2 separate regions of the Homo sapiens genome follow, and region 2 is linked to region 1. A link is a contact called in ENCODE Hi-C data. All regions are on one chromosome and are shown on one strand. Each heading gives the region's core, a stretch centred on a gene start or an enhancer-like site at or near the end of the contact. The rest is flanking DNA. Distances are from core to core; before and after follow the strand shown. Region 1 overlaps ARHGAP18 (Rho GTPase activating protein 18). Region 2 has its middle 150 kb from the start of TMEM200A.

The links. Hi-C counts contacts between places; a loop is a spot of excess contacts on that map. Pooled maps may share reads with other maps.
Region 2: a map with no recorded cell type shows a loop between it and region 1 (5-fold over the local background). The contact joins two enhancer-like sites. A Hi-C loop is called at or near these places in 1 of 168 maps with a recorded cell type or tissue (naive thymus-derived CD4-positive, alpha-beta T cell), 1 of 37 single-sample maps with no recorded cell type and 9 of 50 pooled maps.

Annotation. Positions count from the first base shown.
Region 1 is chr6:129,682,679-129,685,894 of GRCh38, reverse strand. All of the region lies in intron 1 of ARHGAP18 (Rho GTPase activating protein 18), which reads left to right. Among named protein-coding and RNA genes, the nearest start is that of ARHGAP18, 26 kb to the left of the region's middle. RefSeq lists an enhancer at 1,557-1,851. Within about 2 kb of position 1,759, at least 35 of the 41 ENCODE cell types and tissues checked have a DNase peak (open chromatin) inside an H3K27ac peak, as active enhancers do.
Region 2 is chr6:130,515,808-130,519,023 of GRCh38, reverse strand. No RefSeq gene overlaps it. Among named protein-coding and RNA genes, the nearest start is that of TMEM200A, 150 kb to the right of the region's middle. RefSeq lists an enhancer at 662-1,861. Within about 2 kb of position 1,508, at least 5 of the 41 ENCODE cell types and tissues checked have a DNase peak (open chromatin) inside an H3K27ac peak, as active enhancers do.

The sequences.
Region 1 (3,216 bases), core at 510-3,009:
ACTTCTTCGTTTCCTAGAGGAGGGCTTGAGTAGGGAGAAAACCATCTGGACTTCTCACTTCTGGGAACTCAAGTATTAACTAAATTCATTTTTGTGTGTAGATCAGAGGGGAAAATAAGAGGAAGTGGGAGAGGAAAAAAAAAAGCTGCCTTGTATTTTTGAATATGGAAAAAACTATCAAGTGATCACCGTGATCAGCACATTTAATGGTTGCATTTAAGTCTGAATAGAATTTTTGAGAAGGCTGGGCTTTTTTGACATCTCTTTTTAATGAAAAATATGTAACAATAACCTTTATACAGTACCTTCAATTTGCCTGGTATTGTGTGCTTTATAATATCCTATATTTGAATATTGACTCATTTATATTTCACAATTTTTTTTTTTTAGACGGAGTCTTGCTCTGTTGGCCCAGGGTGGAGTGCAGTGGTGTGATCTCAGCTCACTGCAACCCCTGGCTCCCAGGTTTAAGTGATTCTCCTAGCTCAGCCTCCCAAGTAGCTGGGATTACAGGTGCCTGCCACCATGCCTGGCTAATTTTTGCATTTTTAGTAGAGATGAGTTTTTACCATGTTGGCCAGGCTGGTCTTGAACTCTTGACCTCAATTGATCCGCCCACCTCGGTCTCCCAAAGTACTGGGATTACACATGTGAGCCACTGTGCCCAGCCCTATATTTCATGATTCTATGAGAGTAGGTATAGTTATGGTCTCTATTTTATAGTTGGGGAAACCGAGGCCCAAAAGTGAAGAAAACTTGCTCAAGGTGACATGCTAGGAATGTGGTGGAGCTGCTTTGAAACCCTGGCAGCCTGGTTCCAGAGGCTGTCCTGTTAATTACTACGCTGTGTCCAGTGTCCACCGCCGGAGTCTGAGAAAGCAGTAATGACGTTTCTCTATTTCAGTGACCTTGCATATTGGATTTGCCCAGTTTACTTTGGAAGTACCCATTCCACTTTTCTAGGATCATGAAACACTGTATTTAATACTCAAATATCTTAGTGCTGATATCTTCTCTGATTCTAGAGGGCATTTCACAGATCTTACTGAAAAATTCCTTGGGGTAGTATTAGGCTTCGGGTTAAGTAATTTATTTATTAGACAAATTTCTTGGCTTTCATGATTTGGGTAAAGTATGGTCAATCTGTGTACTTCTGATTATATGCTAAACACGTGAAAGTCACCAGATGGCCAACTACGATGATTCCCATGGACTTCTACGGATATATTAATGCTGTTTTGGAGGACCCTCTGTGTGCCGCAGGCTCCATGACACCTAATGTTGGTGGATGCGTTCTGGTGTGTATGTGTTTCCATGAAATTTACAAACTAACACACAGCATTCTAACATGTTCACTTAGGAACTTTCAAAACTTTGCCCTACAAGACAACATTCTCAATAGAGAAAATTTAGAAAAATAGCAGCACAAAAGAGGAGGCAAAAGTCACTTATATTATTAATATAATACTACTCTAGAGCTAACCACAATTGAATTTTATTTTGCCTCAGTATTTTTTTCCCATGCACATTCCTAGGCATGCTATCTTAAAGCAACAGTTTGTGTAGTTAATCTGTTGCTCTCCCCACAGTTATATTTTAACTAGGGTACTGAATACAGAACGTTTTGCACATGCATTTTTGCTGGAGAAACCACAGATATGTAGCCATTTATAGTGTTTCTTAGCTATCGCATGCATCATTTCCTCTCCTACTTCCTCCTGTCACTGGCAGTCCTGCAGCTGGCCTGCCTTGCCACTCCTGACATCTGAGTCATCACTGACATCTCTCTCCCCAGGCCTGCTCAAGGAGCTCTTACTAAGCTTTGTTATTTTTTTCTCTCCAAGATTTTTCAGATCTGTACTTTATTTTTCAACGCCCCAACTCAATCCTAATCTGCACTTCAATCATCTCGCGCTGTCAGTGTCAGTTTCTTGGCTTTGAGCTCCTTCTCTTTTCAATTCACATTTTCAAAAGCCATTTTCTCCCAAGTGTTTTCTCACCTTTCCTTTCTTAGCAGAACTCCCCCCCGCCGTGGTTACACCTCCACGTTACTTTCCAGGTATGCCCACATCATTTTATGATTCTTGATGGTGTTCTCATTCACCATATCCACTTTGTGCAAGGCAGAGATACACCTTGCTGCTTTGTTATTGCATTGTTGTGAAAGGTAAATTGGGCTGGCCCCAGAGAAAATTGTGAAATAAGGAAAGATTTTGCCATCTCCAACCTCTATTTTCCATTACATTTTTGACTCATCAGGGCTTTTTTCTTCTCTGACTTGTTATCATTCCGCTCTGTAATTCATACTGCTAATCAAAATATGAAAGGATCTGATATTGGTTGTTTATACGTAAATGAATTTGATCACAAATTATTAACGTGTGATCAATGTTTTAATGAAATGAAGCTAATGCAAGTAGATATAGTTTTTCATTTCTACGGGAAAAAAAGCCCGTACTTGGCAGATAAAAAAACCAACAACCCTGTGCTGGTTCCTTCCACCTCAAATTAAAAGAAAAAACAAGGCCGGGCGTGGTGGCTCACGCCTGTAATCCCAGCACTTTGGGAGGCTGAATTGGGCAGATCACGAGGTCAGGATATCGAGACCATCCTGGCTAACATGGTGAAACCCGGTCTCTACTAAAAATACAAAAAGTTAGCCGGGCGTGGTGGCGAGTGCCTGTAGTCCCAGCTACTCGGGAGGCTGAGGCAGGAGAATGGTGTGAACCTGGGAGGTGGAGCTTGCAGTGAGCCGAGATCACGCCACTGCAGTCCAGCCTGGGTGACACAGCGAGACTCCGTCTCAAAAAAAACAAAAAAAAAAACAAAAAAAAAAAAAGAAAAAACAAAACACATTTCTCACTTTTTTTTTCCTGAAGTATATAAGTCTGTGAATAACCATGGTGGTAAAAACAGAAAGGAGAAACAGAACGAGAAAGAAAGAAATAGAACAATCAATAGAATATAGTAATATTATCAAGCTATGTCTTTTGATTAAAATGTATTATATGGTTTACCTTGATTAAAATGCATTATGTGTGCAGTTTTCTCAAAAAAATTCTTATTGTGTTTTATTGTTCAGTCCCTTGTTTATTCTCAGCTGTGTGTCCAGTTACTCTATCCATCTTAGACTATAAACTCATCAAGGCATTAAACATGTTGTTTTCTTTATTCCTGAATCTCAACATCTAGTTAATGCCAGGCAGGCTGTGGACA
Region 2 (3,216 bases), core at 259-2,758, 830 kb before region 1:
TTATCTCAACAATGTCCCAATCCATTGTGCTTTTTGCAATCCCATAGTCAGTTCACATATATTATTGATTTTATCTTTAGTTTGCCCATCTGTCAAATAGGGTGGATTTTATTTTCCTTATTTTATAAAAGAAGAGACAAAAAGAAACTGCTAGTTAAGTAACAGTTCTATCATCTCAATTAGAGTCTAAGCTAAGACTTAGACCACAGGATTTCCACCCCCCTCAGTCCCCTGCTCTTCTCTGAGGTCATCTGTCTGTAAGAGCTAGCAGTCCTTGCTAGTACCATCCTCCAAATGATTTTCTAGGTGCAGAGTTAAGAAAAATATCTTTTTCAGGGATGTGACTGCTTGCTTTTTGGCTGTGAGAAAATGTCTTTTCTGGGACACAGTGTAGCCAGGAGCAGAAAGGCAGGCACTCCTCAGCACTGGCTGTCCCCTGTCCCCTGGTGAGTCTGAGCCATCTCTTGGGTGGCCAGATCTATACTGTGTAGAGCAATTGTGCATGTCCTTCCAAACTGTTAAATAAGTCAAGTAAAAATAGATGTGTGGCAGCATTCTTCTATCCGACAAAACCCTCTCTGTGTCACATCACCTAGCAGCACACATTTATTGAGTACTTTGAAGGGGGATTGGGAAGCTGACAGGAAACAGGTGGTCTCTACCCATGCTGTGCCAGCTGGGCTGCTCAGGCACAGGACCAGAGAAAACTCACTGGACTTGAGCCTGGGTTTGGATCCTTCGAAGATGATGCTGCCAAGTTTCCAAAGGCAAAAGGTTAAGGGCAGTGTTGCTAGAGTTGCTGAAGCTGGAATCTAGGTCAGTACTGAGTGTAGGAGGAGGGCGTAAGTCCCAGTATTTCCAAGAGTGGGGTCTTATAGGTGGATGCACAGGAGGAGGTTAGGTTGGCAAGGTAGGAGACAGCATGAGTAAAGAGATGCAGATATTCTCTCAGTAAAATGAGTATTACGGGGTACAGAGGTACTTGTGGCCATCAGATCATAGAAGACTTGAGTGTCAGGTTAAGAAATTACTTCGTCTGCTAATTCATCATATCAGAACATAAGTATCAATACAATTTCCTTACAGTTCCTTTGAAAATATTACTGGTCATGCATTGTTACTCAGTGGATTAGGAGAAGGGAGAGTCCTCCCAAATAAAACCATCCTACCTGCTGGCACCCTCACAACCACTTTTTCCAGCAGAACAGGCCGGATATCCTAGGTTTTCCATTTGATGATGAGTCATGATAATTGCCTCAGATGAATTTAATGTGTCACAAATACCTGGCATAGACTCATTTCTATTTCTACTGAGAATTTGTTTTTTCTGAACCTTCAAATGTACCAGCTCATTTGTCTGATTTTGGTTTGCAGGGGGATGCTGGTTTAACAAATTGCCTCATTAGTGGTTCTATAATGGGAACACTTACTAATGCTGCTGGTTTCTTCCAGGTGCTGAGACACCTTGCGTTGTCACAGCACTGATGTGAGTCAGATACTAACAATGGTGTCCTTTGTTTTTATGAGAGATGAAACTGAAACACTTCTCATGATGTCGCTAGGTAACAGAATATATCTGCAATTTTCACTCTATAGGCAGACTCTCTCTTTCTTCCTATTTGTACTCATAGATTTTAGTTATCCATGGAGAAAACAGCACTAGGCATAGATTCTGGACTCGAGGGGCCTTGTGTCTACCACACAATAAATGTAGATCTTTGGTAAGTCGACTTTGCTGATTTCTGCCCCAGTTATATTATTGGTAAAGTGAAGAATTTGAAAAGAATTTAAGGTGGAGTTTCCCTTCATTATTCACTCAGCAAACATTTATTAAGTGCCTACTATGTATCAGGAACAGGGCTAATTCCTGGGAGTATAAAGCAGAGAAAATGACAGTCCTTGCCCTCAACATGCCTCCTGTCTAGTAGAAGGATCCCACACATGCTACAGAGAACAGTTAGTGAAATTATGGAATAAAGCTCAGGGAACTATGTGAATGTAAAATGAATGCACCAAAAATTGAGGATACTTTCTGTATTAATCTGTTCTCACACTGCTATAATGAACTACCTGAGACAGGGTAATTTATCAAGAAAGAGGTTTAATTGACTCACAGTTCTTCAGGCTGTACAGGAAGCATTGTTGAGGAGGCCTCAGGAAACTTACAATCATGGTGGAAGGGTAAAGGGGAAGCAAGTACCTTCTTCACGTGGCGGCAGGAGAGAAAGAAAGTGTAGGGGGAAGTGTCACATATTTTTAAAACATCAGAGTACGTGAGAACTCACTATCATGAGAACAGCATGGGGGAAATCCACCCGCATGATCCAATAACCTCCCACCACATCTTGCCCCCAGCATTGGAAATTACAATTCAACATGAGATTTGGGTGGGGACACAGAGCCAAACCATAACACTTTCTCACTGTATGAACATTGATGGCAAGTTTGAGTTCAGACTGCTAGACTGGCTTCTCTATTAGAACATTCACAACTCAACACCATTGCCATGAAATAAAAACAAGGATGTTGGATATGTTAAAAGGAATAAAAATCATTAAAAATTGCACAAAGTTAAAAAAAAAAAAAGCCCAACAGCTTTTTAATTCACACAGGAAGCAACACCTAGTGGTCAAGACTTCATCCTTTCAAGAAGTCACCTGGGATTAAATCCTAGCTCTGCTTTATTAACTTGATTATTTATGCAAGTTCATCTGTACCTTATTTTCTTACCTATAAAATGAAGAAGACAACCTATCTCACAGGTTTGTTGGAAGTAACAAGTGAGACAATAAAGGTTAGGTGTTTTATAGGCAATTTATAGACCTCATTTATTTTTTAATTTATAAGATTTCAACACCTTTTTGTAGGCCCTCAAAGTAGGACAAAATGGCTTTTATTTATTTATTTATTTTTGAGACAGAGTTTCATTCTGTCACCCAGCCTGGAGTGCAATAGTGCGATCTCGGCTCACTGCAACCGCTGCCCCGCTGGGTTCAAGCGATTCTCCTGCCTCAGCCTCCCAAGTAGCTGGGATTACAGGCATGCACCACCACGCCCAGCTACTTTTTGTATTTTCAGTAGAGATGGGGTTTCACCATGTTGGCTAGACTGGTCTCCAACTCCTGACCTCAAGTGATCCACTTGCCTTGGCCTCCCAAAGTGTGGGATTACAGGCGTGAGCCACCATGCCAGGCCAAAAATGGCTTTTAAATTTCA